7 separate regions of the Mus musculus genome follow, and all the other regions are linked to region 4. Evidence: chromatin loops called from intact Hi-C (ENCODE). Cell type or tissue: left cerebral cortex. All regions are shown on one strand. Region 1 has its middle 26 kb from the start of Dad1. Region 2 has its middle 64 kb from the start of Gm30392. Region 3 overlaps 4931414P19Rik (RIKEN cDNA 4931414P19 gene). Region 4 holds the start of Cdh24 (cadherin-like 24). Region 5 has its middle 3.1 kb from the start of Slc7a7. Region 6 has its middle 11 kb from the start of n-TRacg6. Region 7 overlaps Ajuba (ajuba LIM protein).

The links. Peaks named below come from ENCODE experiments on the same cell type or tissue, not always from the same donor. Only the 100,000 strongest peaks of a DNase experiment are listed, where the experiment ranks them.
Region 1: it touches region 4 in a loop (7-fold over the local background); 20 of 42 quality-filtered maps call a loop at or near these places.
Region 2: it touches region 4 in a loop (10-fold over the local background); 14 of 42 quality-filtered maps call a loop at or near these places.
Region 3: it touches region 4 in a loop (4-fold over the local background); 16 of 42 quality-filtered maps call a loop at or near these places.
Region 5: a loop joins it to region 4, with 2.4 times the contacts of the local background. A loop is called at or near these places in 2 of 42 quality-filtered maps.
Region 6: a loop joins it to region 4, with 4 times the contacts of the local background. A loop is called at or near these places in 11 of 42 quality-filtered maps.
Region 7: a loop joins it to region 4, with 5 times the contacts of the local background. A loop is called at or near these places in 24 of 42 quality-filtered maps.

Annotation. Positions count from the first base shown.
Region 1 is chr14:54,226,251-54,230,250 of GRCm38, reverse strand. No RefSeq gene overlaps it. Among named protein-coding and RNA genes, the nearest start is that of Dad1, 26 kb to the left of the region's middle. In left cerebral cortex, CTCF peaks have their summits at 1,954 (motif pointing left) and 2,154 (motif pointing left); DNase peaks (open chromatin) are centred at 1,407, 1,984, 2,079, 2,746 and 2 more places; H3K4me3 peaks cover 1,159 bases; H3K27ac peaks cover 413 bases.
Region 2 is chr14:54,057,599-54,061,598 of GRCm38, reverse strand. It overlaps Tcra and Tcrd. Among named protein-coding and RNA genes, the nearest start is that of Gm30392, 64 kb to the right of the region's middle. In left cerebral cortex, a CTCF peak has its summit at 1,633 (motif pointing left); a DNase peak (open chromatin) is centred at 1,620.
Region 3 is chr14:54,582,071-54,586,070 of GRCm38, reverse strand. 4931414P19Rik (RIKEN cDNA 4931414P19 gene) reads left to right here. Exons shown (of 7, transcript NM_028890.2): 4 at 74-135; 5 at 316-419; 6 at 980-1,092; 7 at 1,365-2,408. The coding sequence ends at 1,790. Among named protein-coding and RNA genes, the nearest start is that of Ajuba, 6.4 kb to the right of the region's middle. In left cerebral cortex, a CTCF peak has its summit at 2,234 (motif pointing left); a DNase peak (open chromatin) is centred at 2,217.
Region 4 is chr14:54,640,274-54,644,273 of GRCm38, reverse strand. It overlaps Cdh24 (cadherin-like 24), which reads left to right and starts at 2,910. Exons shown (of 12, transcript NM_199470.2): 1 at 2,910-3,053. Acin1 (apoptotic chromatin condensation inducer 1) reads left to right here. Exons shown (of 19, transcript NM_023190.3): 17 at 9-333; 18 at 450-550; 19 at 1,226-2,113. The coding sequence ends at 1,546. It overlaps Mir6948 (microRNA 6948), which reads left to right and starts at 1,164; the gene lies at 1,164-1,225. In left cerebral cortex, a CTCF peak has its summit at 2,368 (motif pointing right); DNase peaks (open chromatin) are centred at 1,778, 2,447, 2,783, 3,418 and 1 more place; H3K4me3 peaks cover 1,302 bases; H3K27ac peaks cover 850 bases.
Region 5 is chr14:54,411,288-54,415,287 of GRCm38, reverse strand. It overlaps a transcript of Slc7a7 not described here. Among named protein-coding and RNA genes, the nearest start is that of Slc7a7, 3.1 kb to the right of the region's middle. In left cerebral cortex, a CTCF peak has its summit at 2,350; DNase peaks (open chromatin) are centred at 1,197 and 2,345.
Region 6 is chr14:54,526,593-54,530,592 of GRCm38, reverse strand. No RefSeq gene overlaps it. Among named protein-coding and RNA genes, the nearest start is that of n-TRacg6, 11 kb to the right of the region's middle. In left cerebral cortex, CTCF peaks have their summits at 1,954 (motif pointing left) and 2,658; DNase peaks (open chromatin) are centred at 1,954, 2,357, 2,725 and 2,928; H3K4me3 peaks cover 551 bases; H3K27ac peaks cover 383 bases.
Region 7 is chr14:54,567,666-54,571,665 of GRCm38, reverse strand. Ajuba (ajuba LIM protein) reads left to right here. Exons shown (of 8, transcript NM_010590.5): 4 at 3-65; 5 at 1,159-1,289; 6 at 1,370-1,421; 7 at 2,122-2,190; 8 at 2,610-4,000. The coding sequence ends at 2,735. Among named protein-coding and RNA genes, the nearest start is that of Ajuba, 8.0 kb to the left of the region's middle. In left cerebral cortex, a CTCF peak has its summit at 2,451 (motif pointing left); DNase peaks (open chromatin) are centred at 2,437 and 3,076.

The DNA of each region.
Region 1 (4,000 bases), 410 kb after region 4:
CATGCCTTTAATCCCAGCACTTGGGAGGCAGAGGCAGGTGGATTTCTGAGTTCAAGGCCAGTCTGGTCTACAGAGTGAGTTCCAGGACAGCCAGGGCTACACAGAGAAACCCTGTCTCGAAAAACCAAAAAAAAAAAAAAAAAAAAAAAATCGCGTCTTGCAGTTTTGTTGACCACAGTCTTTTAGGTTTACCTTGGGTATTTCCTGCCCAGACTGACCATGAAACAGACCAGTTGCTCCCACAACCTAAACCATGTTATTTGATCCACTTCACTCTCAAGTTCTGCCAGTCCCATCTTACGTCTGTCTGTGCTTCTTCCATCTGGTGTTTTCTTTATTTTTCCTTGGTTGATAAATTTAATGTGGATGTTTCAGAGAATGGAAGGAACTGGATGGTTTCAAAGTGGATTTCAGGAGGGCTTCAAAACTGGAATCCTGTGGCCTCTCTTTTTGTTTTTGTTTATTTCTGTTTATTTATTTATTTTGGAGACAGGGTTTTTCTGTGTAGCCCTGGCTGTCCTGGAACTCACTCTGTAGACTAGGCTGGCCTTGAACTCAGAAATCAGACTGCCTCTGCCTCCCAAGTACTGGGATTAAAGGCGTGCGCCACCACTGCCCAGCCCTGTGGACTCTGGAAGGGTGGTATGCTCACATTTCCAGGACAAACACACCCTAGGATATTGTAGGACACACTGGCTGGAGGAGGAATGCTTCTCAGAAAACCTGCCTTGAGGGGAGGTGCCTGGAGCGATTGTATCCTGCTACTACTGGCTCAAGGAATCCTACAATCAGGGAAGCCCCTGGGGTGCCAGAGAGGAGGGAAAAAAATGTGTCTCCTCACAGGTGATACAGTGAGAAGCATCAGGGGGGCCATGGGATACCGTGGGGTCCTGTGGTCCTGAAAAAACTGTGACCTTGCAAAAGCTGGAAGTCATGGAAGGAGTAACAGATGTGCGTGATAGAAGCTACTGGGGCCACAGTCACGGGCGAGGTGGGGGACCGCTGCTGAGCGGGGGACCTGGCGGGCCCCAAGCCTATGTGAGCGCCGGCATCCTCACGCAGCAGGCTGCTTTTATCGCAGCATGGGTGCATCCGAGCAAGCGCGCAGGATTATGGTCCATCCTTTCGCTCGTGCTGCCATCCCACTGCTTTGTGTCTGCCTGGGGATTTCGGTTCGCGAAGCATTAGCATACCATTATCTCCTCAGACAACAGGGAGAGAAGGTGGGCATGCATTCCGGTCTCCGTGTGAATAATGGAAAATGGAGAGAGACAGGGGAAAGTTAAATGTGCCACGAAGGACACTGAAGCTTACAGACCCTGCTTTGCCTGACCCCTGCCTGCCTGAGGACTGCCAGGAAGATATTAACAGAGGCCATAAAATTACAGCCATTACGTCTGTCTCCCATGCTCACACAGTGCCCGGACTGTCTGTGCCTTGACTTTAGGCAATCTTGAGTTTAATTTACACACACTGAGGTGCAGCAAACCCAGGCTTTCCAGCTGGATGCATTTTGACAGGCATCTACCCCGATGTGCCCATCATCCAGGTTCAGATCAACCGCCCCGAATTCCAAACCCTTGTTCTCCTTTCCCATCAGTCCTTTCTCCCTAGAGACACCTAGCATGTGAGTACCTGTTATGGGCGACCCCTTTGGCCATTTCTTAAACTTTAGTTGTATGGAGTCAGAGTCCCTGAAACCTGACACAGTGTCTGCCCTTTAACAGGTATCCCGCTGGAAGAAAGCCTTCGTTTCTAAACTACCTGAGAGAATGTTGGTACAAAGAGGAGAACTGAGGCTGCGGGTTTACAGGCTACAGAGTGAAGTCATGGATCCTGGGCCTGCCGGGCCCCATATTCCATCTCCTGGCTTCCAACAGGGTAGTTTCTTTCTGGGTTTCTCTTGTAGCTAGGTCTCCTAAACCTGGGTAGGCAGTGCCCCCTGCTGCCTGAAGGCCTGACCCTAGACTCTTTGCAGGCAGAGAGGATCACACAAGTCTGGAGTCCAGTGACTGGCACAGGGCAGGACCCTGTGAAACAGAAGCCACTTGTCATTTTATTTTCCTTTGGAAAGAGTTTTTCCGTAGGATGCAGGGATTTTCTTTATCCCGAATAAACACGCCGAGGGAGAAAGCCTTTTGGTGGAGTACTGCTGCCCCCGTGTGGCTACCTTAAGACACTACAACAGAGTGGGACTCCCAAGACGAAAGTTTTTCAGGTTTCAGGTTCTGCGACTTCCTAGGACCCTGAGAGACAGATGTCCACTAGGGTTATCTCTTGACACTTAAATTTCCTCCTGGAGTGGAAATGAGAGCGAATGGGGCTTCTTGTGGAAGGTATCTGTTGGGGAACGAGCCTTAGCTGTGTGTGTAGGCAGCTGCCTCTTTCACAACCTGTCCAGCACAAGCTGGACTGGACATAGACTTTCTCCCTTGAACTAAGTATATAGACTTGTCTAATTTGAGGGCAATAGAGGTCAGGGGAGGGGGACTTCTTGGGAGTGGAGCCGCAGTGCCTCCCCAGCCGGCTGCTGTGAATGGGTGTTACCACCAAGACCTGCAAGCCCCACCCAATGTGCTCTCCGTGGCCTTCTTTTCTGCACCTGTGGTTGGGCTGCGGTGTAACGGCCCAGCCTACCTCTTCTGGGCACGTGGCCCGGAGAGATCTTATCTCTAACTCTGTATTTTTAACTCCTCTTTCCAGAGGATGTGGCTTCTGCGGGAGAGCTTCAAAGGGGGACCTGTTTGCCCATGTCAGCAGCCGTGACGTCATGGAAGTGGGAGGCTGTTCAGACCCAAACACCTGGAGGGAAGTGGGAAACTTTTTCCATTTCCTGTTCTACTTCTGGCTATTGATTCACTATCTGACCAGCTTACCCATTTCAGGGTGCAGCTGTCTGTGTGATTCTTGGAGGAAATCCTATGCCTTGTGTGTCTGTATGAAAGGAGACAGCTGTGTTACCCATGTGGCTTTTACCCAAAGCAGGGCTGGCGATCCTTCAGACTGCCCCCCACCCCACCCCACCCCCACCCGTAGCCAGTACATGCAAGAGTTACAGTATTTGACAGGTCTCTCACACTCACCTCTGGGAAATATCCCTCGGGGACCCAGACTTCAATCTTGTCCAGGGCGGGGTGGGCTGGATATAGACTTCCTGCTTTGTAAACCGGAAGCCCTTCTTCCCACATGTTGCTCGAGGAACTAGGTTTCAGTGGGTTTGTGTGGGTCACTGGGGAAACTGAAATGGACATTAAGTGACCTTTGGCCCTGGATGCTGGTTCTCATGTAGGACCAGAGTCTTTAGACTTTTAGAAGCCAGTGTTTCCTGGTAACTGTCCTGCAGGATTCAGTCAACAGTCATGAAGCTAATGTGAGTCTGAACTCTTCAAGGGCGCACCACTCAAGCTCTGATTATTCTAATAGTTTTTGCCAAGCTACTCTATTCCTTGCAAAACCGAGACAGTGGCTCACCTGGCCTCTGTTAACGCCACTACGTTCCCTCTCCAGCTCAGGTCCCTCCCAGTGACTGTGTTGACCGTCATGATGTCATCTGTTGGTATCTGTTGGGTGCAAGGTACTGCACTAGGTATGGAGGAGCTACTGGTGAGCAAGGTATTCCTCCTATCCGAAGGGTCATCTATAGTCCCTTGCCAACATGTCACCTGGTAATAAAACACTATTAGATTTGATATTAGACATGAGCTTTGGGAGTTGGATTTTATGGTATACCCCAAACAAAAATGAGACAAAACTAAACCCTTGAAGCCTCAGGGGGTGGCCTGAGTGGTCAGAGCACACACCTGTCCAGCCTGCCTGTTTCTGGACTGAACTGTGACTCCAGCTGCACCGGACAACGTTGCAGAACACTTTCCACAGTTCTAGCCTTGGAACGTGAAGGGTCCGTTTTTTTTTCTGCCTTCAGAGCTGGCCTGCAGAAAACCCCTTAGGGAGTAAGGGCATTTATCTAGACTCTAGAGATACCCATTTTACAGCTGGCCCT
Region 2 (4,000 bases), 580 kb after region 4:
AAATAGTTATTAAAACATCCTCAGTCTTGGACTAGGCAACTTCAGAGCCCACAGGAACAGCTCGGCAGGTTTCTTCCACAAGGGTGTGACCACCCCAGGCCCTGTTGTTGGTGTCAATGACATCTGAAGCCTCCGGGTTTGTTTCCTTCAGAGGACAAAGAATGTCAACAAGAGTCCAACCACAGCCACAATTCTTCTCTACTGGAAAACAAGTGTTGCCAGGTCCTGCTGAGTTGGCCTATTGTTGGAAACTGTATTCTGTGTGCCATCCTTTGAGGGCTGACAGAAGCTTGGGAAGGCAAAGCTGCAAGATGGTAGGAGCTGGAAGAGGACTCAGTCATCATCTAATCCCAGGACCTCAAGTTACACATCACAGATGAGGCATGAACAGGATACAGGCTGTTTAAGGTCACTCAGACAGGCAGAGTTTTTGGCATCTGGAGTCACTCTCAAGGGACTGGAAAGCAGTGGCAGGTCACCTTGGTGTCCATGGAGGGCTAAAGAGAGGAAAGGGATGAAGACCAGGAGAGATGAGGCTGTTTCTTAGTTCCATGCCCGAGTTCCTCTGTGTGGAAAGTGACTGAATTATTTACCTCAATATCACTGTTTTAATGAATGACTCCGAGAAGTCCTGGTAACCATGGGTTTTGTGGTTAGTGGAGGACAGTCCAGTTTCTCAACAGGCCAAAGAGGGGTGCCTAGATTTGTACCCTGTTCTCAGAAACCACCCAAGGCTTTTAAATACCCTGGCTTAGAAGAACTCAATAGGGTATTGTTGTACTGGGTAAATGGTGAAAAAAAGAAAGAAGGAAAGAAAGAAAGGAAGAAAGAAAGAGAGAAGGAAAGAAAAAAGAATTATAGAAATACAGAAAAGAAGCAGCCAAGTTGTCTGGCTTCAGACCTGGGACACACCACACAGCTGTGTCTTCCAGGCTGTGTTGTTTCTGCTGCCAGCAGGAGTGGACCCCTACTTTAGTTTTGGACAGCTTAGAAAGCAAGTCCCCATATGTAGGTGCATCCTAATGCATTCTGGTCATGCGATATCTTTTCCGTCTGCTACAGAAGCAAGCACAGTTTGCTCTTTAAAATGCCCAGAGCTCCTTTTCCCATTTGGGGATTGTGGTGAAAGGTCAGACCACTGAGCTTGTCTAGTGGTAATAGGGGTTCTAGATAAATGAACCCCCAAGGTCTGCCAAGGAGATGAGAGAGCAGCAGACACCCCAGGGGAGGAACGTGACAGCAGAAAGCTACACAGGGTCTCTCACCTTTTGCTAGTAATTTGCCCTGTACCTCTATTTGGAGATGCCTTGTAATCTCCAAGTCCACACCTCTCTGTCACTCTGTCACCCCCTTTCTCTTGTTATTACCTTGTCAACAATAGTAGCCACCAACTTAAAGGACAACTGCAGCAGGATGCAGTGAGTGACTGGGTAGCTGCCTCCTGTTTAATAAACAGAGAAAGATTGTTTTGCAGCATCTCTCCATATGCTGTGGCATCTGTAACTGGCATGTAAGGGACTCATTTTCCTCACATATCTCATTAAAGATGCAAAGCAAAATGGAGGGCTTCAAGCCCGGGCTCTCCAGGAGCCTGCCCGTACTTTACATTTCTTACCATCTGCTGCCATCTAGTGGTCCCCTGACTCTTCTTCATGGCAAGATCAGAATCAGAGGCAGTCTCAGCTTTGGAGAAACAGGCATAGGATATTAAGAACAATGAAGTAGAACAAAATGATAACCATGGCCTCCTCAGATCTCTTGTTATCAACTGATGCCCACCTGGGCCACCTTGGAACTGCCTCCCGGAGCCGGAGAGCCCCCCAATAGATTCCCTCACCGAACTGATTTTAAATGTTAATTATAAAAACTTAGCATACATACTTGGAAGATCTTGTGAGCCTCAAGGCAAATTCTTTGGCCGGGACCCTGAATCCCCTCCACTTCGTGCTAAATTCCTTATATATTGAGAAACCCCTTAGAGGTTGGGGAGAAAAAGGCTTAGAACAGAACGGGAACCCCATGTATCTTTCCTGCAGTCCATCCACTTACTTCCATAGAGAATCCCTGGAGGCTCAAGTTAGTCCAAGGCTAATGGTGCTCCAAGTACCACATTTCCTGAGGCTGACCTTGTCTGCTCCATTGTCTGTGTCGGCATCAGAGTGTGTCCTCAGCCTTGATCCATCGGCTTGAGGTTCAGGGTAGCTAGAAAACCTCCCCTAGGAAGAAGGCATAAAGCGACACGAAGAGCTGAACTTATTGCAGCTCCTGAGCATGGCAAGCAGCACCCGGGCAGGGCAGGGCACACAGCAGCTGTGGGTTTATGCATAGGGTGCAGGTGCTTGTGCACCACTGTGTGCTCATAACAGAGAAGGATGGAAGCTACTCCTGGGCTGGGGACCTAGACGCAAAGAATGATGCTGCTTCTTTTCCTTTTTGGTCCTTAAACCAAGCAGTTAATGTCTTTTTCCATAAGCCTTGACATGTGCTCATTAATTTCATTAATTGATTCATCCTTTCATATGTACTCGACATTTCAATATTCAGCAAACGAGACACGAAAGCTAGCGAATGACACAGTCTGAGTCCTCAAGGATATTATTGTTAGAGCAGGGAGAGAGAAAGAAGGATGGCAGTCAAGGTGGCATCAATTCTCCAAATGGAAAAAAAAACATCTACACAGAAAATTGGGTCTCACTAAAGACTGGGTCACAGGAGTAGACAAGTCAAACTGCCCAGGGAATCAAGATGGTAAAATGTTCTCTAAAATGTGTGGGCTCTTAAAGTCCCAATAACCTCCAGCCTGTTCTCTAGCTGTCAGTTATCTTCCCCAGGGAAGAAAGATAATGAGTGACACGGGGGTGGGGGGTGGGGGGGTGGGGGGTGGGGATGAGGATGGGGGCGGGGGTGGGGGCGGGATACTCCAGAGCCCAAATACATTGATCTACAACAGATTCCTCCCCTTCTCGCTATTATTATTCATGCATTGATTGACATGTTCATTCATCATTCATTCAAAAATCCATACTGTCCCAGCACTGACACTACAGTCACAACAACAACAACAACAACAACAACAACAACAACAACAACAACAACCAGGTTCCCAGGTTTCCCCACCAGCTGACAGAGAAGGCCAATTCACTGCCGTGCTTGCCCCCATCTTCCAGTACTTCATTAGTTAAGTATATGTCCACCTTTTGATGCTTGTAGGTGTCTGCTCATCTGGTACCCACTTCCTCCCTGATGCACAGAGTGTCCTGCTGGTTTCCCCTCACAATCCCATCAATCTTTGTCCTTAGGGTGACTGTGGCTCCCAGGCACTGCCATCTGGCAGGGGGGTGGTCACAGAGAACACTTCATTTGTTATATAGAAATAGTCTTCAAATAAGCAAAGAGAAGAACCTCTCTCTTAAAAGCAAATTAGACTCTATCCTGCAATGTTGTTTAATATGCCTTGGGAGGAGGAAATTCGATTATGCCAAAATTTCAAAAGCCTGGGCTCCTATGATAAAGGCGTTTATATTCCCCGGCGATAATGCCCAGTGAAAGGGGGGCTATTCTGAGACCAGGCAGTCGAGGGAGAGATTTTATGTAATTTAAATTTACACAGATTTGGCCTCTTAAATTTACTGACAAGCAGCAAGAAGCTTTGATACCAGCTCCCCAGGAACATAACCTTTAACAGAAAAATGTTGGTCAGAAAGAGCTCAAAAGAGTGTATGTAATACTGTTCCTTTAGTCTTCAGAATGCATGTGTGGGAAAATGACTTGTTCAGACAAGGTTGGACATTAGCTCATGCCTTTCAGTACCTTGCCTTTTTCTTTCACTCTTGTGCAGTCTTTGCCTCAACTCAGAACAGCTTAGATTTATTCCCCCCTCCCCACCTTTGCCTTGGTGCCTAGTTTCCTTCTTAGCAAGCCACATGGAACTGGGGACTGAAGTAAAACGCAGCCGGAAGCCTAGTCCTTTAACAGTCCTGTTGCTGGGGGCATAGCTTGC
Region 3 (4,000 bases), 58 kb after region 4:
TGCTTCTTCACCTTGGGACCAGAGGAATGTTTGCTTGTCTGTTCCTGACCTGACTCTTTCTCCCCTCCCCTAGAAACTGGTCCACAATGTGCATAACCACATCACCAATGACAAGAGATTCAATGGGTCAGAAAGGTACGGTTTCTTGGGGGGAAGAAGTTTACGGGGTGCTTTGCTGAGAGGGAAGTGGGACAGGGGAGATGCTTGTATGGTACCAAGGACTTTACTACAAAGCTAACTCATTCTAAGTGTGTCTCTTTCCTCTGGTGCTTCAAAAGTCGTCAGCCTTACTCTTTTTTCCCTCCTCCGTGACAGCATTAAGTCGTCTTGGAATATTTCAGTAGTGAAGTTCCTTCTGGAAAAGCTCAAGCAGGAGCTGATGGTGAGCCCCCACAATTACACAGACAAGGAGCTGAAGGGTAAGGACGCTGACCCCCTCTGCTTTGGCTTCTGCTTGCCCCTTCTACTCCCTGTCCTTGGTCGGGAGGGAGGAAGCATGGGGATGATTTAGGTGGCATTAAAATAATGCACTATGAGGGCCAGAGAGGTAGCTTAGTGGTTAAGAGCATTGACTGCTCTTCCAAAGGTCCTGAGTTCAAATCCCAGCAACCACATGGTGGCTCACAACCATCTATACTGGGATCTGATGCCCTCTTATGTAATTCAGGTGTACATGCAGATAGAGCATATAGTATATATATATTTTAAATAGCTCATGACAACTCTGTATGTTACCTCATACCTGTGATTCCAAGGCTAGCGCCTCAGGCAAGAGGCTCTCTTCAAACCATAAGCCTTCTTTCCAAACCAGAAGCCAGCCCTTTTGACCCTGAATACTATGTCCTAGGGCCAAAAAAAATGACTCATGGGAAAGCCCAGGCTGCTGAGCGGTGGTTCTAACTGTCCATTCAGCAAGCACTGTACGGGCTGGGGACCCTTGTTCAAGAAGATTCTGTTTCTTGCTGTCTCCCTTCCCTAGGAGCCTGTGTGGCCTACTTCCTTACCAAGAGGCGAGAGTACCGCAATTCTCTCAACCCTTTCAAAGGCCTAAAGGAGAAAGAGGAGAAGAAACTTCGAAGTCGCCGATACCGGGTAGGCCTTCCTTTCAAGATCTGAAACCCTAGTTCCCAATGAGCTGTAATGTGAGGGACAGGCCAAAGGGTACAGTAGCTGAGAACAGGGTTGGCAGACTGGAGGTTAGACAGGCAGGTGGAGGGTGAGCCCACTCCAACCAGGACCTGACTTGAACACTGGTCTCCTTCAGGCACAGAATTGTTTACGTTTCCTTTATCCCGACATAAACCGTTTCTACAAACCAATGGTCTAATTCTCCCAATCCCTGCCCTGGGTCCTACCTTACTTAGCTTTTCGCCAATCGATCCAGTATCATGAGGCACTTCGGACCCGAGGACCAGCACCTGTGGAAGGACGTGACAGAAGAGCTGATGTCCGACGAGGAGGACAGTCTTAATGAGCCAGGTGTGTGGGTGGCCCGCTCGCCCCGATTCAGGGCCCAGCGCCTCACAGAGCTCTGCTACCACCTGGATGCTAACTCTAAGCACGGCACCAAAGCCAACCGCGTCTACGGGCCTCCCTCAGACAGACTGCCTTCTGTGGAGGCCCAACTCCTTCCTCCCGAGCTGTACAACCCCAATTTCCAAGAAGACGAAGGAGGGGGCAATGAGAAAGGACCTGTCTCCCCATCTTATGACCAGCCCCACAAGACATCCTGTCCTGACTTGAACTCGTTTATTGAAATCAAGGTGGAAAAGGATGAATACACTCTATAACAAGGCTAACTGGCTCCTCCCACTCTCCACATCCTGGAAAGGATGGCTCGGATTGGTAAAAGAAAATCTGCTTTTCTTAACATAGTTTCCACTTGAAGTGGAATAGCAGAACTTATGTAGAAGGCAGGGGAGGTCTTTCTCCCTGTGAATGGCAGCCCAGAAAATGTTTATCCCTAAGTATAAACAGTGCCTCAGAGGAGCCTGGGATGCAAAGGAGGATGGGCCAAAGAAACATGAGGCCTTGATCCATGTCGTGAGGCCTTGATCCATGTCGTGAGGCCTTGATCCATGTCCCCTCTCTGATTTGGTTTGCCCCCCACTCTCCCACCCCACCCCACCCCACTGTACCCCACAGCTCAGGAGAAACATTGCTGGTCTTGTGCTGCCCCGGAGGCTGAAGAGAGCAGTCCAGGGTCATACTGCCCCCTGGTGGGAAGTTTCAGTCATGGGCTTTCTAGTCTGAGCAGGGAATTATGGGCTTACCGCTATTTGGAATTAGGATGTAGATATGATAGTTATTGTTTGGATTTTTTAAATGATAGTTATTGTTTGTTGGATTATATGAGAAAAGTTTATTATTTCCATATTACACGTGAGGAAATTAAAGCTTAAACATTTTTCCTGTTGTTGGGCTTAGTGGCACACGCTTAGGATTCCAGCATTTCAGAGCTGAAACTGGAAGGCTGCTGTGGCTCCAAGGACAACCGGAGCTATCTAGTGAGTTCCTGGGTCGCCTGGGCTATACAGTGAAATCCTGCCTCAAAAAACAAAAGCAAAACCAGTCAGGCATGGTGGCACATGCCTTTAATCCCAGCACTCAGGAGATAGAAGCAGGTGGGTTTCTATGAATTCCACACCAACCCAGTCTACAAAGTGAGACCTTGTCTCAAAACAAACAATGGAAACAAACAGCACAAACAAAACCACTCCTGTGCCTCACTGACAGCTTCTCTTCCATTCTTATGATCAAGAAACACAGCTTTGTAGGCATCTCTTAGTCCTGCCAGCCAATCTGTAGTCAGAGGAAGGTGTATGTATATGCACACACAAACATTCCAAATGGATTATGAAGTAAAACAGCTCTAAACTCAGTTTGTCATTCAACAAACATTAAGACTGAGTGTGGTGGGCTTGTAATTCTGGCAATAGGGAGGCTGAGGCAGGAGGATCAGAAGTTTGAGGACACCCTGTCTCAGGGAAACCAAACCAAACCAAAACTAAACAAACAAACAAAAACCCAAACAGTAATGGGCCCTGAGGGTAAAGGCAATAGTATCAGGAGAGTAAGGTCTTCCTCGGTCACTCAACAAATTTGAGGCCAGCATGGGCTACATGAGACCCTGTCTGCAAACAGCAATCAACTGATTCCTCCGGTGCCGTGCACTGTGTTAGGGGCTGTGCGCACAAAGTTGGTAAGCTGAGACCATCAGGTTTCATTGAACAGTCAGGAAGCATGGTGACAGCGTAGGCAAATGACCTGCGATAAGGGCGATCACTGGGGTCACTAACATGCTTGTGTAGCTGGGTGTGGCCTATCAGAGACAGTGAGGTTTAAAGTAATACCTGGAAGAGGGGGAGGCATTAACCAGGAGAGGGGCAAAGGCCAGGAGGACGAGCCAAACAGACCAGGCACAGAAGTCCAGAGGCAAGAGTGAGTGCAGGCAAGGGTTGCTTCTTCTGTAGATGGTTAGAGGAGGACATGACGCCAAGGAAAGAGCCAGGAGACCATAAGTCACATAGCGACATACAGTCGTTGGCTGAGGGGCAGCAAGAAATTACAGAGAGGAATTAATTTGGTTTGGAAATGTGGGGGAGGGGTGTTTCCTGTAGCCCAGGCTCACTCTTGAAATCATCATGTAACCAAGGATAACCTCCAGTCCCCAATCCTTGTGCTTCTTCCTCTCATGTCACCCTGCTGGTTTTTCGTGGTGCTGGAAGTTAAACCCAGGGCCTCCAGTGTAATGGGCAAATATTTTACCAAATGAGCTACACCACAGCCCTCACTGAAACGCTTGAGATGACGAGACGATCATTTTTGTGTATGGTATGACTCTCTTGACCTCAGGATAGAAGAGGGCTGGGAAGCAAGCCTGACTGTGTCCTGCCATTGGGGTAGTGAGGGTGGGGGATGGGGAAGGGCGGGCAAGCAACCGAGGTGTCTAGGAAGCAGAATTGATACAACGAGGCTTGCAGGATTTGGGTAGGCTTGA
Region 4 (4,000 bases):
GCCCACAGCTGGACTATCACCGGGGACTCTTGGTAGATCGGCCATCTGAAACTAAGGCAGAGGAACAGGGAGCACCAAGGCCCCTGCATCCCCCACCCCCACCCCCAGTCCAGCCACCGCCCCACCCCCGGGCTGAGCAGCGGGAGCAGGAAAGGGCTGTTCGAGAGCAATGGGCAGAACGGGAACGGGAAATGGAGCGCCGGGAGAGGACTCGGTCTGAGAGAGAATGGGATCGGGACAAAGTTCGAGAGGGACCCCGCTCCCGATCACGGTCCCGTGACCGCCGCCGGAAAGAGCGAGCAAAATCTAAAGAAAAGAAGAGTGAAAAGAAAGGTACTTAGCTGGGAGGAAGGCAGGATGTGCCTGTCTCTGGGCTGGAGGGTCAGGGACCCAGGTGGGTTGGGTCAGGATTTTATGTTTCAGATCTGGTTCTCTTCCTCCCGCCTCAGAAAAAGCCCAGGAGGAGCCACCTGCCAAGCTGCTGGATGACCTCTTCCGTAAGACTAAGGCAGCTCCCTGCATCTATTGGCTCCCTCTGACTGAGAGCCAAGTGAGTACTCTCCCATTGTCAGCAGCTGGAGCTGTCTTTGCACCCAGGAGATGAGCATGACCCACAGTGTAGGCCCTGGCATTGGCTTAGGAGAGGAAGAGAGGAGGGAGCTGTGGAGAGGGTGAAAGTGGCCGCCAGGCAGGAACTAGAGCTTGTGGGTTTGAGAAACTGTTAGCCAAGCTTCTTGGAGCTTGATTCGTTAGCCAAGCAATGCGTGTCTTATAAAGCTTTGTTATAAACGTCTTGTACGTTGGCATTTCTATGAGAATCTTGCGTGTGGTGTTGGTGTGTATGTTGGGGACAGGAAAGGATGCGCTTGCCATGTTGCTCATGTGGAGGTCAGGTCTGTGGGTGTGGTTCTGCTTCCACCTCTCCATGGACTCCAGGGCTGAACTAAGTTGTCTGGCTTTTGTGGCAAGGGCTTTCTGGGAGAAATTCAGGCTTAATGCTACTCAGCTTTGTGTGTGTGTAGCATGATGAAAGCTAGAGACATATCAGAGACTGGTGCCAGCAGCCCTACCATGCATTAAGGATGTTGGTGGTGCACCTCATCCTGCATGTCTGCCCTTTTCCTGTTAATAGAAACTGACAGTGACCCCAGAAGCACAGCCTGGGATCAGTTCAGACAGGACTGTGACACACTTCTCTGCCTCTGTCCTTCCTGTCTGACCACAGATTGTTCAGAAGGAGGCAGAGCAAGCTGAACGGGCCAAGGAGCGGGAGAAGCGGCGAAAAGAACGAGAAGAAGAAGAACAAAAGGAACGGGAGAAGGAAGCTGAGCGGGAACGGAACCGGCAGCTAGAACGGGAGAAGAGGAGGGAGCACAGCAGGGAGAGAGAGAGGGACAGGGAGAGAGAGCGGGACAGGGGTGACCGAGAGCGGGAGAGGGAGCGAGACCGAGACCGAGGCAGGGAGAGGGATCGCAGAGACACCAAGCGCCACAGCAGAAGCCGGAGTCGAAGCACACCTGTACGGGACCGGGGTGGGCGCCGCTAGCCAAGAAAACACTAGAGAGCTGCAGGTACCTGCCACTTGGTCCTGGGAGGTCAAAGGCCACAGAGGGATAGGTACAGTCACCACCACCCTGGAACCAAGGGTCTCACACCATTGCTCAGTGCTGAACTATAACTGCCACACGTCCCCTCATATCAAATGGAGCAGTGGCAATCTCCCTGTTCCCCAACCTAACTCTTGGAACTTGGCCCTCTCCTTTCTTCCTGTTAAGTCTGAGAGGGAAGAGCTAGGCTATGAAGGGAAGATGTGGCCGTACGTGGGAATAACCAGTGTCCCACGCTCATTTTCCCTCCATCCTGCGTTCCGCCTCCCTTGGTACTCAGCCTTTTGGGGACAGCTGGGGCCAGGACTGGGTCACCTATGAGCTGAATCAGCCTCTCCTGAGTCCCAGGCCCCTGCAGTCCCCTGTTCTCTGGCCTGCAGTCTCTTGCCCGCTGGTTCCACTTTATAGCCACCTTTTCCTTTTGTTCAATTTTTATTTTTATTTTTTTTATTATTAAATGATGTGGTCTATGGAAAAATAAAAATCTGACTTAGTTTTGACTAGCATTTGAGTGCCTTTCCTTGGGAAGAGTTTGGGTGAAAGGGGAAGGTGAATGGCTGTGACGGTGGGCATCTGCGTTCTTCTGGGGCAGCGGCCTTCCTCGGGAACCTTCATCCCCACTTTGTCTCTAATCAGTCCAAAGCTGTATGTCTTTTTACTCTGGGAAATAGGGTGGCCTGTTTCTTTTGCAGTACCCCAACAGCCGGCAGGGTCGGCCTCCCGGTCCCCCTGCACAATTAGGCATTTGGTCGCCCTTCAAGGTGCTTCCCACAACTGCCACCAGGGGGTGCACACACTCTTTAGATCTTGCAAAGAGCTTCCCCAAAAAAGGTTCTCACTGCCCACCGTTATCTTTCCCCTGTCCCTGGCGAGCTCCCTAGACTCCTGCTTCCCCTGCCATCCTGAAGTTCACCCTAGCTGACTGAACTCGCCGTCGTGACCCGCACAAGGTCCTGAGTCGGTAGCCTCGCAGCCGCACCCGAATCCAGAACGTGAAGCCGGGTCTCCCGCAGTGCTCTCCCAGCGCCCCGCCTCACGGTGTGCCTCCGCAGGTGCTGTGCTGGCCGATCGTGTTGAGTCTCCTCCGCCAGGCCCTGGGAATAATAGCCTAGCCGTGCTACCCCTGTACCTTGCCGTGCTGCGGGCTGGCCCGGGAGGGGCCCCGCATCTGTATGCGCCCAGCAGCCCGGGAGCCGCGGGGGCGGGGACTGGCTGGGGAGGGTCGGAGGCAGGGCTCTCCTCTCCCGCGCGAGCCGCCTCTCCTCGGCAGGCGGAGCCTCCTTCCCCCGCCCCCTCCGTCTCGCTCCCTTGTTCTCGCCGGGGCCGCTCAGACCTGCAGCGGAGCCGCGGCGCCGGCTTGGATCGGCTTGGGGCTGTGCCCCCGGGAGCCAGCGACGGAGGCGGGCGGGGCGCTGTTCGCGGTCCCGGGCCCCTCGGTAGTGCCAGGTAAGGGCGCCTGCCCGGGTCGGGAATCCTCGCGGGGGCAGCGGGGGGTCCGCAGCTTGCGGTGCGCTCTGGCTGAGAGCCGTGCCGGCTCGGTTCTCCCGCGCTCTGCTCTCTCCCATCTCACACACCTCTCTCCCTTTGCCTCCCGATTTTTCTTCACCCTTCCGCCTCTCTGCCCCTTCTCTCTCCCTCTTGCCCTGTCTCTTCCCACCTCTTCTGCCTTTTTCTTCCTTTACCTTTCTCCTCTTTTCCCGCTCTCCTTTCCTCTCTCTCATTACCTCCCTCTCCTTTCCTCTCCTCTCCTCGTTCCCTCCTGCTATCCTGTTTCCCCACTCCTCCGTTTCCTTCCTTCTCTCCTCTTCGTCCCGCCTACCTCTCTGGTCCCCTGCTGCCCTCTGGCTTCTTTTCTCTGGGGAGCAAACGGCCTGTCAGGTGTGTGTCTGCTCTGGGGAAGGAGGAGGGGCACAGCTACCTGACCATGGGCCCCTTCAGGAGGAGGGAGAGAAATGGGAAGGGTCCTCTCTCTCCACCTCCTTTCCCGCAGCCCCTCCCTACCTCTACTGCTCCTAGTAGCTTACTCTACCAGAATGAAGTTCCGAGGCCTGATCTCACACACACACACACATACACACACACACAGAGAGAGAGAGAGAGAGAGAGAGAGAGAGAGAGAGAGAGAGAGAGAGAGAGAGAGAGAGAGAGAGAGAGAGAGAGAGAGAGAGAGAGAGAAAGGTTCACCTGCCCCTACCAGTTCCCAAGCCTGGTACCCAGGACTCCTCTCTGCCTTTCAGACACTCAGGCTGCTTCCCTGATGTCTTTGCTTTTCTCTCTTGCTGCCCTTCTCTCTCCGTGGTCTGTCTGTTTCTCATCTGGTCTTCCCCATCTGCCAGACCCTCCCAGATTCTTGGCCCCAAGCCTTCAATCACGCTGTCTCTGGCCCCTGGGTC
Region 5 (4,000 bases), 230 kb after region 4:
TGTATGGTCTACATTTTCAGTGGTTTAATATGCCTACCAAGAAATGATATTTTTGATTCTGAATATAAAGAGGTTCGTCTAGTTTAAACTTTAAAAGTTTTATTTTATTTATTTTTTATTTATTTTATGTTTTGCCTGCATGTATGTCTGTGTGAGGGTGTCAGATCTCCTGGAACAGGAGTTACAGACAGTTGTGAGCTGCCATGTGGATGCTGGGAATTGAATGTAAGTCCTCTGAAAGAGCAGCCAGTGTTCTTAACCCCCGAATCATCTCTCCAGCCCCGTAAACACTTTTTTTATTAGTGTGTGTGTGTGTGTGTATCCACAGTGCATGTGTAGAGACTAGAGGACAACTTTGAAAAAAAAATTTTTTTTGAGACAAAGTTTCTCTATGTATCCCTGTCTGTCCTAGAACTCACGATGTAGGCCAGTCTGGGTTCAAACTCACAGGAGCTCACAGAGACCTGACTGCAGGGAATAGAGGGGTAAACCCTGCATACCACGTGTGGCCAGAGGACAACTTTTGGGAGTGGCTTTTTTTCTCTGTCCTCTGTGGGTTTCGGGGCTTAGATGAGCTTGTCAGGTTTTGAAGGCAAGCTGTTTTTCCTGCAGAAATATCTCCCCAGACCTCTCCTCGTTTTCAGTCCAGGGTCACATTTTCTCTGTTTCTGCAAAGTAAACATTTAACAGATATTTAAATAACAGTGGTTTGAAAAGCTGCCAACTTTAGGAATGTGCCCAGGGTGGCACAGGCCTAGTTGGTTTTTACCTAGTAACTCAGACCCGTTGTTGACAACTCCTCAGCCAATTAGAGATCTGAGCTGGGACCTCGCGCTCGCTGATATCTGAGTCCAAACTTGTCTGTACCCACAGGTGGCCTTTGTTGGTGTTCGTTGGCCTCCTTGGTTTGTTTTAGATGCTGAAATGGCACAAGCTGTTGAGCTAGGACTGCTGAGTTTCACTGGCGGGATCTTGAGATCAAAGGCATAAATAAGCCCAGAAGGCAGGTTGGAGAGTTTTAGGACACAGAGTGGAGGAGAGGCTCGGGAGGGCGCTTTCCTTTGCACTTAACTACTCAGCAAGCTAGGGCCACAAGGAAGGCTCTGGGCTGAGGTGGGGAGGAGGAGCCCGGCAGAGGAGATGCCCGGGTGGCAGCAGGCTCTGAGGACCTCCCTGTCTGACCAGGCAGTCTCAGCTCCGGCTCGTCCTCTGGCCCCTCCCCACCGCCGGCCAGAGTCACACATGTGTTTTCCTGTTTTCCATTTCGGTCCCAGGCACCCTCTGCCTTTTCTGCTCCTCCGTGTCAACAGCTGCTGAAGTCACACCCCCATTCTCTAACTACCACCCCTCACCCCAGTGTGCTGCTAGCCCCCTCCTCCCTGCACTTGCCCAGAGGTCTCCCGGACAGGTAAGAGGAGGGGAAGCAAGGGCAGTGGAAGTGTAGGGAGCGCAGGGGGAGGATGGAGTACCTGAAAATTGGCCAAAGAGAGAGAGGAAGAAGAACCTTATTTCTTGGCCCCTATCCCTGGCACTGTCTAGGTAGAGCTCTCTGTCCGGAGACTTCAGCTGTAGTTAATGGAAGCTCTGGTCAGAGCAGTAAACAGTTTTCTTTTTTTAATTCACTTTTTTTTTTTTTTAAGGAACGGTTTGAGCTATAGTGGAATATAGAAAAACAAATGGAGAACTGGAGAGGGAGGGGCTATGGAGCTATGGAGGCCTGGTGAGGAATCCAACTACACTAGCATGTATCTGTTTTGTTTCTGTTGTTAAGGGAGGCAATGCAGACCAGTTAAAGAGCGGAAGGCAAGGCTTGGGGTCTCTCAGGGGAGAGAGGGTGTTCTCGCAGTAGCTCACTGAGCTTGGCAGAGGAGTCTAGACTCCGAGCTGTGTGTAGGTTCCCGGAGGAAGGGCATTTCTGGTGGTGCTGTTGAAGCATGAAGCATGGTAGTTCAGCACTGGCTAGCTGCTCTGCCAGGCCCTCCGTGCCTGGTGTTCTGCTGCCTGCTCCCTGGAAGGCCTGGACTGGGAACTTCTTTAGGCTCTAGGATGAGTGTATTCTTTTCTGGAATAGCCATGATGTCCTTAGCGATGAGCACAGCAAAAGAAAGGGAAAACGACAAGCAGTGTGTCAGCATCTGTAAAATCTGCCCTGGCTGAGTTCCTCTAGAGTGGTGGAAGCGTTACAGTGAGAGCCAAAAGGGGTGTCTTCTTGCCTTTGGTGCTAGGCAGTGGTTGAGGAAAGAGGGGGCACTTCCATGAATGGCAGGCAGCCTGTCTTGCCTGGTTGCAGAGGCCTTACTGGCAGCTGGAAAGAGGATTCCATTTGTTGTACTTCCTGGAGAGACCACTAGGGCATGCTGTTTGCTGGGGTGTGGGTTCCATCCATCCTTCAATTCCTTAAGGACTTCACTGGTTTTTGTTGTATATTTGTTTGTTTGTTTGTTATCAATCATGAGCTCAACCTCCTGGACCCTCACATCCTTTTCTCCCTTATTCTTTCCAGGGATTCACATTTGAGTCTGTACTCCACTGACGGCAAGGGCATTTTGATCCTAAAAGGGCAGGTGTCTTGATGTGTGTTTCTGTGTCTTCAATAGAAGTCACAGTACTCTGGGTAGACATTGTCACTTCTCTCTCTCTCTCTCTCTCTCTCTCTCTTTTTTTTGTTTTTTTTTTTTTTGGTTTTTCGAGACAGGATTTCTCTGTGTAGCCCTGGAGCTCACTTTGTAGACCAGGCTGGTCTCGAACTCAAAAATCCACCAGCCTCTGCCTCCCAAGTGCTGGGGTTAAAGGTGTGCTCCACCATGCCCGGGCGTCACTTCTCTTTTTCACCCCAAATGACAATGGGAGGTGCAGCCGGAAGGCAGTGACAGTGATTCCACCCAGGCTGTCCCCCTAAAGACTGCAGATTGCTTTCCAATCTAATCTTAGTCCGCCCTAGGTAGGTAACTCATTAGGGAGCCACCTGGGGTGGCTTCCTGTCTAAAGGGATGGTCTGGTGACCAGAGACAATGACGGGCCAGAGAGCTGGAAGCTGAGGAGACAGCACAGCTGTGTGATCTTCACTGCCTGCCTCCTCTCCACTTGGCACCCTGCAGAGTGTGTGGTACCTGCTTCCTGGCTGCATACTTTCCATCGAGCTAATGCATTGAAATGCACAGTGGGGTGTCTGGCCTGGACAAGGACTCAGGCAGTGTTAGCACTACCATCATGGACGTGTTTCAGGGGAGGCTGGGAGGAAAGGGCAGTGTCTTCAAGACGGATCTCAGATGTATGTAGGGCTGCCTTGTGAGAAATGCAATCTTTAAAATTTTTTTAAAAATTCATTTTTATGTGTATGGGTGTTTTGCCTGCATGTGTTTATGTACCGTGTATGTATTAGTAGCTATGGAGTCCAGAAGAGGGCATCAAATCTCCTGAAACTGGAGTTGTGAGCTGCCATGTGGGTGCTGGGTGTGGTGCTCGGGTCTTCTCAAGAACAGAAAGTGCTCTCAACTGCTGAGCCATCTCTCCATCCTCAAAGCACAGTTTTTGGGAGGCCTAAGCCCAGCATCCCATCTCGGTTTAGCTAAGAACATCAAGGGGCTGGGCTGGGAGGGTGAGTGAGCATAGAGATGAACTGTCTCTGACTATTTCTGTAGAATAACCAAAGAGTGAAGAAGAGGTAGAAGAAGAAGGGATACACAGTTGGGTTTCAGAACAGGTAAGCTGCCAAAAAAGGCTCAGTATACCAGAGTTAAAGTCGATTATAAAGGTAGAATAAACTGTGATTTCAAATTGTAGAACTTTTTCTGTTTATTCTGGGCCTGTCTAACATAGTTCAGTGAAACCTTATTTCCACACTATTTTTGTGCCTTGGGGGTAGGTAAGCGCTCTACCATTGAGCTATACTCCAACTTTCCATACACACACACACACACACACACACACACACACACACATACACACACACATTATTATTATTATGTTAGCTTGTTTTTTTTTTCTTTTGAGGCAGAGT
Region 6 (4,000 bases), 110 kb after region 4:
GCCGGGGCCCAGGTGGGTACCATCGGTTCTTGGCCTTGAGCCGGGGCCCAGGTGGGCACCATCGGTTCTTGGCCCTTGTCCTAGTATTATTCAGCCTTGATTTTTAACTGTTAATCTTTAACTGAACTTCCTTGTAACTTTTGAGAACTCAGCTCTGGTACTTTTTCATGCCTTGCAAAATGGCGTTACTGCAGCTAGCTTGCTAAGCCTTATGGTGGGGTCTTTCAATACTTTCTCTTGGTAATTAGTAGATCTGGAAATCACAGGATAGTTCGTCCTGCTATTTCTGACAGCATACAGCTTCCTTATTTAATTAGATGTTATCCTGAATCAAACTAGATTTTGGTATTTGAAGTAATAGGATGATAATTTTAAAAAGAAACGGGTGTGCTAGAGAGGTGCTTCAGTGGGTGCGAGCTCTTGCTGCTCATGCAGGTTGCCAGCAGTGGCACTGGGAAACTTAGAACCCCCTGTGACTCCAGATGCGGGGGATCTGGAGTCCTCTCTGTTTGCTTTCATGGGCACACAGATACGCATGTACTCACACACACTCACACACACAAATAAATAAAAATAAAATAGAAGCTGGGGTGGAGTGGAACACACTTATAATCCCAGCACTAGGGAGGCACAGGCAGGAGGATCTTGACTTGACGCCAACCAGAATCGTTTATGGTCAGTCTGAACTATGTAGTGAGATTACCTCAAAAACTATATCATCCTTGGAAGGCAAACACTAACAGATACACGACAGATGTGCAGGTTGCTTCCTGTTCACCCTATTAAGGAATGTTTTGTTGAATCTTTTCATGTGTATCTTGCCCAATTTATTGTCTTGCTTTATTTATTCTTTTTAAAAGATTTTTAAAGATTTACTTATTTTATCTTATATGTATGAGCATTTTATTTGTATATATGCCTAGTAACACAGGTGTGCCTGATAGGGGTCAGAAGAGGGTATCCATGCGATGAAACTGCCTGACATGGTACTAAGCATCGAACTCCGATCCTCTAGGAGAGGTGTCCATGCTTTAACCAGTAGTCTTCTCTCCAGCCCCAAATGCAGCTTTTTTATTTGGCTGCCAGCTATTCTCTCCTGAGCCCCTCTGCCCTTTCCTTTTTTTGTTTGTTTGTTTTTAGAGATTCCTTTTGCTTTTTGCTGGTATTACAAATTAATGTGCTCATCTATTTTATGGAAAAAAATAATTACTGGGTATATGAATATTGTTGATTTTTAGTGTGTGTGTGTGTGTGTGTGTGTGTGAAAGAGAGAGAGACAGAGAAAGACAGACAGAGAGAGGGTGGGGGGCTTTCAAGAGGGTCTCACTATGTAGCTCTAGCTGGCATAGAACTTGCTATATATAGAGATTCACAGAGATCTGCCTGCCGCCCAAGTCCTGGGATTAAGAGCGTGTGCCACCATGCCAGACATGAACTCAGTTTTGCAAGAAAACCAAACCAAACCAAAAACAAAAAAACACCTTTCAAGGAAAAAAGAGGGAAAGGGACAAAAGGAGTGCCTACCCCCGGAAGCAAGCACTGCTATGTCTCCCTTGGTCCTTTCGTGCTTTCCCTTACTGGAGACAGAAGTTGGCCTGTGGTGCCGCGGTGGAATAGGTGGGAAGAGGCTCGGCAGGCACGCGGACCGGACGGCTGAGGTTTGTTTGGTGTGGTGGCTCCTGGCTACCCTCTGCTCACACCTTTCAGAAACCATGTACTATTTCACCTCTACTCTTCAGTGGTTCTAGCTCCTCCCTTTACTTGCCCTCTGCCTGTCTGATAAGTCTAAGTGATTGTGATAAGAGAAGAAAATCACTTCCAGAAAGTGGAGTAGAATCACACTGGCAAGAAAACTCTGGGCCTCTTGGACAAACTCCGTGTTCTCAAGGAAGGTTGAATTTGAAGCTCAGCCCTGCACTAGTCCCAGATTCCAAAGGTAGAAAAACATCGCCCCCTAGAGGCCAGCCTGGTCATCGTCGACGGAGAGCGGAATCTCTAGGGTCCTGTCATCTGAGCTCTCCCCTCACTAACATTGTTTGACCTATTCTGAGGGACCTCAGCAGGAACAAAAACAAGGTTTCCTTATACATTGTGGGAGAGATGCAGAAATGCACGAAATGCAATTTATTTGGGTATTTAGCGATGAAAGTGGGGTTCGGGCACCAAGAGAACAGCTGGATTTTCAGTTTGAGTGCAAGGAGAGGCATTTTTAGTAGGTTAGGACAACATGGGTTTCATTCTAGCTAGAATGTATCTGGTTACCTTAAGCAACTATCAAAGAATCAGGAGCATTTCGGGCCGGGTATGGCTGCACAGTACCACACGCCACCCTAAAGGCTTTGCTGTTTAAAGTCTGCTTGGAAACCACTGAGAGTACCTCTGAAGTTTTAGTATGGTAGCTAGGACAGAAACAGCTGTGAATGCCAGGTCTTGGTGGCTCATGCTGTAAGCCTCGCGTTTGGGAGGTTGAGACAGGAGGATCATGAGTTTGAGGCTAAGACAGGATATATATAGAGGCACTCACATAAAAAGAAGAAAGAAAGGAAGAGAAGGAGAGGAAAACCTGGAAGCAAGAGGTGAGGAAGAAGGGTAGGGGTGAGGAAAGGAAGGAGGGAAAGAAAGAGGGAGACAGAGAGCAGAAGAGAACGCCTTCTAGCATCAGCACCAAATGGCAACATTCAGCTGGGGGAGGGGCAGTAGAACTGGTCAGGGAAGATCTGTTCCCCATGTACTGTGTCAGAAGGACTGGAAAAGAACAATGACCTGCAGGGTTTGAGGGAAGTCCCGGAAAAGGCCTTACAACTCCTCCTTCTAGTACTTCAGAACCCCGGGGAACAAAGGCTACAGAGACCGGGCTCCTTGGAGCCCGCTAGAGCCAGAGGGACCTGAGAATTTCATTATAGCACAGTATTCCCCCATCAGTGCTGCCGTTATAGCCTTGGCCAGAGAAGCCTCTTTCTGCTGCAGCGGTCGGTCAGCGCAGACTCCTGAGGATCAAAGTGCTGAGACTGCCTGGAGCCCAGCTTATCGCTCCCGGATCCCCCAGAGGGTCAGGGTACAGGGAAGAAGAGGGTCAGAGGAGCCCTGTGAAGCGCTGTCCTCTGGAAAGGACACGGCTGTTAACACTAAGGAACGCACGGCAGTGGTGGCTCCTCTTTAGGACCCGTACAAGGTGGAGGCAGCAGACGTTCCAGCACGAAGTGGGGGTGGGGGGTGGTGGGGGGTGGGGCTTCATGGAGAAGAGCTGAGGGGCTGCTGGCAACCTATGGCTGCTCAGAGAAGGGAGTCACTTTTCTTTGGGGATGTAGGCTGGTACATTACCCATACTGCAATGGATGGTCCCACAACTATGTGCATGCAGGAGGCACTAATTGGACTCAATGGGTTTATTTATTTATTTATTTATTTATTTATTTATTTATTTATTTATTTATTGTTGTTGGTTTGTTTTTGTTTTTCAAGACAGAGTTTCTCTGCATAGCTCTGTCTGCCCTGGAACTTGCTCTGTAGACCAGGCTGGCCTCGAGACTCAGAGAGATGTGATTGCCTTTGTCTCCTGGGTGCTGGGACTAAAGGCGTGCACCACAAGCGCTTGGCTGGATGGGTTATTTTAACATAAGACAGGAAGGTAGGAGGGAGATGCTTCAGGGTCCAGGGAGATTGGGAGGGGAGGGTGAGAGTTGGATATGATCAAGACATACCGTATAAACATATCAAAATGTCACAGAATACATTTAAAATATCAAAAAAAAAGTAAAGGAGGGGAGAAAAGGAAGCAGGCTGCACTTGTGCATTGCTAAATCTGTACACTTTTTAATTATAGGTTAACCAAATCAACAGATTCAACATATTGTCTCACGGGCTCTGGTATTCAGTCAGCCCTAAATTTGAAAGGAATAAGAAGCTAGGGTCACTGGAAAAGGAGCTGTGGCTATACTGGGGGCAGGATCAAGCCTTGGTTGCAACCCCTTTCTATAGAACAAGGTTTTAAGGGGCTGGG
Region 7 (4,000 bases), 73 kb after region 4:
AGTTTTCAGGGTTTCAGGAGGCAGCTGAGAAGTGCTGTGTCTGCGGCCACTTGATTCTAGAGAAGGTAAGGAACGCCCCTTCAGCTGGGTTTTGGGGGCCACCGGCCTGAAGGGCAAGAACTAGTGGCATTGCAAATAGAGAGCCTTTTGCTAGATGGTCATTTTCTTACCCGTCCTCCCCAAAGCTGCCTCACGGTGATCCCCTGTGAGAGCCAGTCCGTAGTCTCAGCCTCCAAGGGCGTCTGTGATCTGTCCCTTCCCTGATTCTGGACACAGCTGCCCTCCAGCCTGAGCTACGTGAATCGGCTCCCTTTTCTGCTACTGGTCGGAAACAGCTGGAACTCAGCTTTCTTTTCTGTATAAGAAGAAGGAATTGGGTTAAGGTTTACAGGATCCATGATCCTTGACTGTTGCTGTCTAGTAGCTACCTGGGAAGAACTGACAAAAGGAATTCATTCTGGCACCCACCTCAAATTGTAATAAAAAAGAGGGGTGGTCTGTTAGTTGAGCGAATGCCACAAGACAGCCTGGGCTCCATCCTCAACCCTGCGCAAACCAGCCGTAGTGCGGCAGAGGGTGTCGGGGTCAAAGCCATCCTCAGCTATGCGGTGATGAGGTTTGGGTTTTCTCTCTATTTTTTCTTCTTGGTTTTGGGTTTTCAGGTAGTCCTGGCTGTCCTGGAACTCACAGAGATCAGCCTGCCTCTGCCTCCCAAGTGCTAGCACTAAAGGTCTGTCCTGCTGCTGCCAGGCTCCATAGAGGTTTTTTTTGTTTGTTTGTTTTGTTTTTGTTTTTGTGGGTTTTTTTTTTTTTTTTTTTTTCCCGAGACAGGGTTTCTCTGTATAGCCCTGGCTGTCTTGGAACTCACTCTGTAGACCAGGCTGGCCTTGAACTCAGAAATCCGCCTGCCTCTGCCTTCTGAGTGCTGGGATTAAAGGCGTGCGCCACCACGCCCGGCTTCCATAGAGTTTTTAAGGCCAGTCTTAAGATACTTTTGACCCTGTCTCCAAGAAAGACTCCTTGGTCCCCTCAAATTAGGTAGCATTCTTCTAGGAGGACTGGGGGTGGGGTGGGGTTGGTGGTGGAAAGGAACGTGATGGGTAGCTGGAGAGAGGCTGTGGGGACACTGATCCTTCTCCCGCCCGCCCTGTGAGCTAGATCCTCCAGGCCATGGGGAAGTCCTATCACCCGGGCTGCTTCCGATGCATCGTATGTAACAAGTGCCTGGACGGCGTCCCCTTCACTGTGGACTTCTCCAACCAGGTGTACTGTGTTACCGACTACCACAAGTGAGTCTGACCCCTGGGAGGAAATGTGGGCCTGGGCCCAGGGAGTCCTCAGCCTCACTTATCACTGTCTTCTTTTTTAGAAATTACGCCCCGAAATGTGCAGCCTGCGGACAACCCATCCTCCCCTCAGAGGTCAGTGTATCCAGAGTTCCTCGGGGCGGCCAGCGCTGCCGCCTCTGGGGAGGAGATGGGGACATGCAGCCTGGCCCTTGGGAAGTGGCACTTCGAAGGAATGTGCATTCTGTGAAAGATTCCCGTGTGACTCTGCTCTTGGGGTCACCACCCTGACCTAAACATCCGGACCTAGACTAGCTGGGCCCAGGCTCCATATCTTCTGTCCCCCGTACAGAGAACAAGGCTTTCTTTGGAAGTCAAGGTCACCAGATACAGGGACTGAAAAGGGGTGAAACTGTCCTTAAACTGGTAAAAAAAAAAGGGACAGGGATTATTTGAGCTGTGTGTGGAGAGGGTATGTCTAGAGGAAAAGCTACAGCCTCTTCCTTATATTGGCTTGTGCTCAGCCTTTGCCTTCCCCTGCCCCTCCCCCTCCCCCCTGCTTCTCAGCAGGAGGAAGCTAGCAAGTAAGGCTGAGCCCCTGTGTGTGGAGGGGAGCTAGAGGCCTGGAGGCATGGACAGTGCCAGGGTAGTGGGTAGCATTCTGGTAGGAGTTGCTTAAAAGATCTCAAAGCTACATGTTAGCTACGTGGAATCTAACTGCGGGAAGAGGCCTTTATAAACCCTCTTGATGGAGCAGGAGGGTTTCTGTGGTATGGGATGGGGATTTGGGGACACCATGCTCTGCTTATCCCCCATGGGACTCTACGTGTTTCAGGGCTGTGAGGACATTGTGAGGGTGATATCCATGGACCGTGATTATCACTTTGAGTGCTACCACTGTGAGGTAAGTGTTGGGGTTCGGGGATGATGTGGGGAAATCGGAATTTGGAAGGGGGATTCTTGGAATGACTGGGCATCTGTGGGAGGGATTTAGGATACAGAAAACCAGGACACTGCAGTGACCTATGTCCAGTCTCTCTTGTCCTCTAGCTTTTCTTTCTAATCCTAGTTCTTTTTAAATCTGGAATCTGGCTTCCCCAGCCTCTGAACTGCTGGAATGGGGCTTGTCTCATGATTTCTGCTGCTGCAGCGACCCCTGGTGTCCAGAAGAAGTATTTCTCGGGTTTTCACTTCAAGTCCACCCTTTCACCCTTCACCCTCCCTGGGGCCTTACCACTCACTTGTCCAGTCACCCGGAGTCTCCCAGGATGGCCTCAGGGTAGGGAGCCTGGGTGGAAGTGAACCAGTTGCCTTCTTCCCTAGGACTGCCGCATGCAGCTGAGTGACGAGGAAGGTTGCTGCTGTTTCCCTCTTGATGGACATTTGCTCTGCCACGGCTGTCACATGCAGCGCCTCAGTGCCCGGCAGCCCTCTACCAACTATATCTGAGCTGACGTTACTGCTGCCACCACCACTGTGGAGAAACTCTCTGGCCAGCGGAGGCAAGGAGTGTATTCTGCAATCCTTGTGAAGAGGTCTCTGGGGAGGCCCCGAAGGCCAGAGACCCAAAGATCCTAACATTCCAAATGGGCTGCGGAGGAGGAACCTTCTGGTTGCCGGGAGAGTTGACTGGTGTTCATTGCGTGCAGCCTGTGCTACAGTAGATGGGATGTAGCACACGCAGGCGGGTTTCAGTACTTCCTGAACGCCAGATTATAATGTATTTTTCCAGTGTATGTTTCTATATACGTCACACAATGTTCTGGTGCTGGATCACATGAGGGCATCACAGAAACCACCCCCAGTCTGTTGTACCCTATGCATGGAGTCAGTGGAACCTTTCCCACGGGATCCTATCTTTGTCTGCGCTAAGGGCTGGAAGCCCTGGACTTTGTGATGAGCCATTTCTTGGCTCTCTCCCTAAGGACTAGAGAGCTCCCCGTGTCTGTCTGCTGGGACTGGGACCAGCTCTGGGGGACCTTGCTGCCTGTGTTGCCTGTTTCTCAGGGACCTGGGGAGGCTAACTGGGGCCTGTCCCTGGTTGCTGTTTTGCTCTTCTGGGGGAAGAAATGAGCAGGTTTCTGGATGTGAAACTTGCCGGTGAGTAGGATGTCCCTGAAGCATCAGGCTAGCCCCACTCCCCCTGTTTAAGTGCACTGAGCCTGTAGCCCAGCATATGTGGATACATTGTAGCCACGTGTGCCTGTGCACCTCCCTCCCTACTCCTCTTTTCTCAGGTGACTTACGCTTAGTTCCCTAGCAGTAGCCTATCTTTTGAGACCCCTTTTTAAAAGGGATCCTGCATTGGATCTGACCTGTTACAACCCCACCACTCAAGGCATTGGGGAAGCTGGAGAGAAGAAAAATAGGTTGACTTGGTTCTAGCCGCTTGGCTGAAACTTGAATTCCCCTTAAGCAGGATGTCTTAAAGCCAGGTCACTTGCTGGCTGGAACTCAAGTTCATTTGATGACCAGGTTGCCAAGAGTCCTGTCCCCTACTGAGTGTTCTTATAGCTGCCTACATGTTTTGTTCTTTTCATTGCACTGAGCATTCAGTGATTCCTGCCTGTTCATCAAGAGTATGTCAGAGGTTTGTTTGGTTTTTGGTTTTTCGAGACAGGGTTTCTCTGTATAGCTCTGGCTGTCCTGGAACTCACTCTGTAGACCAGGCTGGCCTTGAACTCAGAAATCCGCCTGCCTCTGCCTCCCAAGCG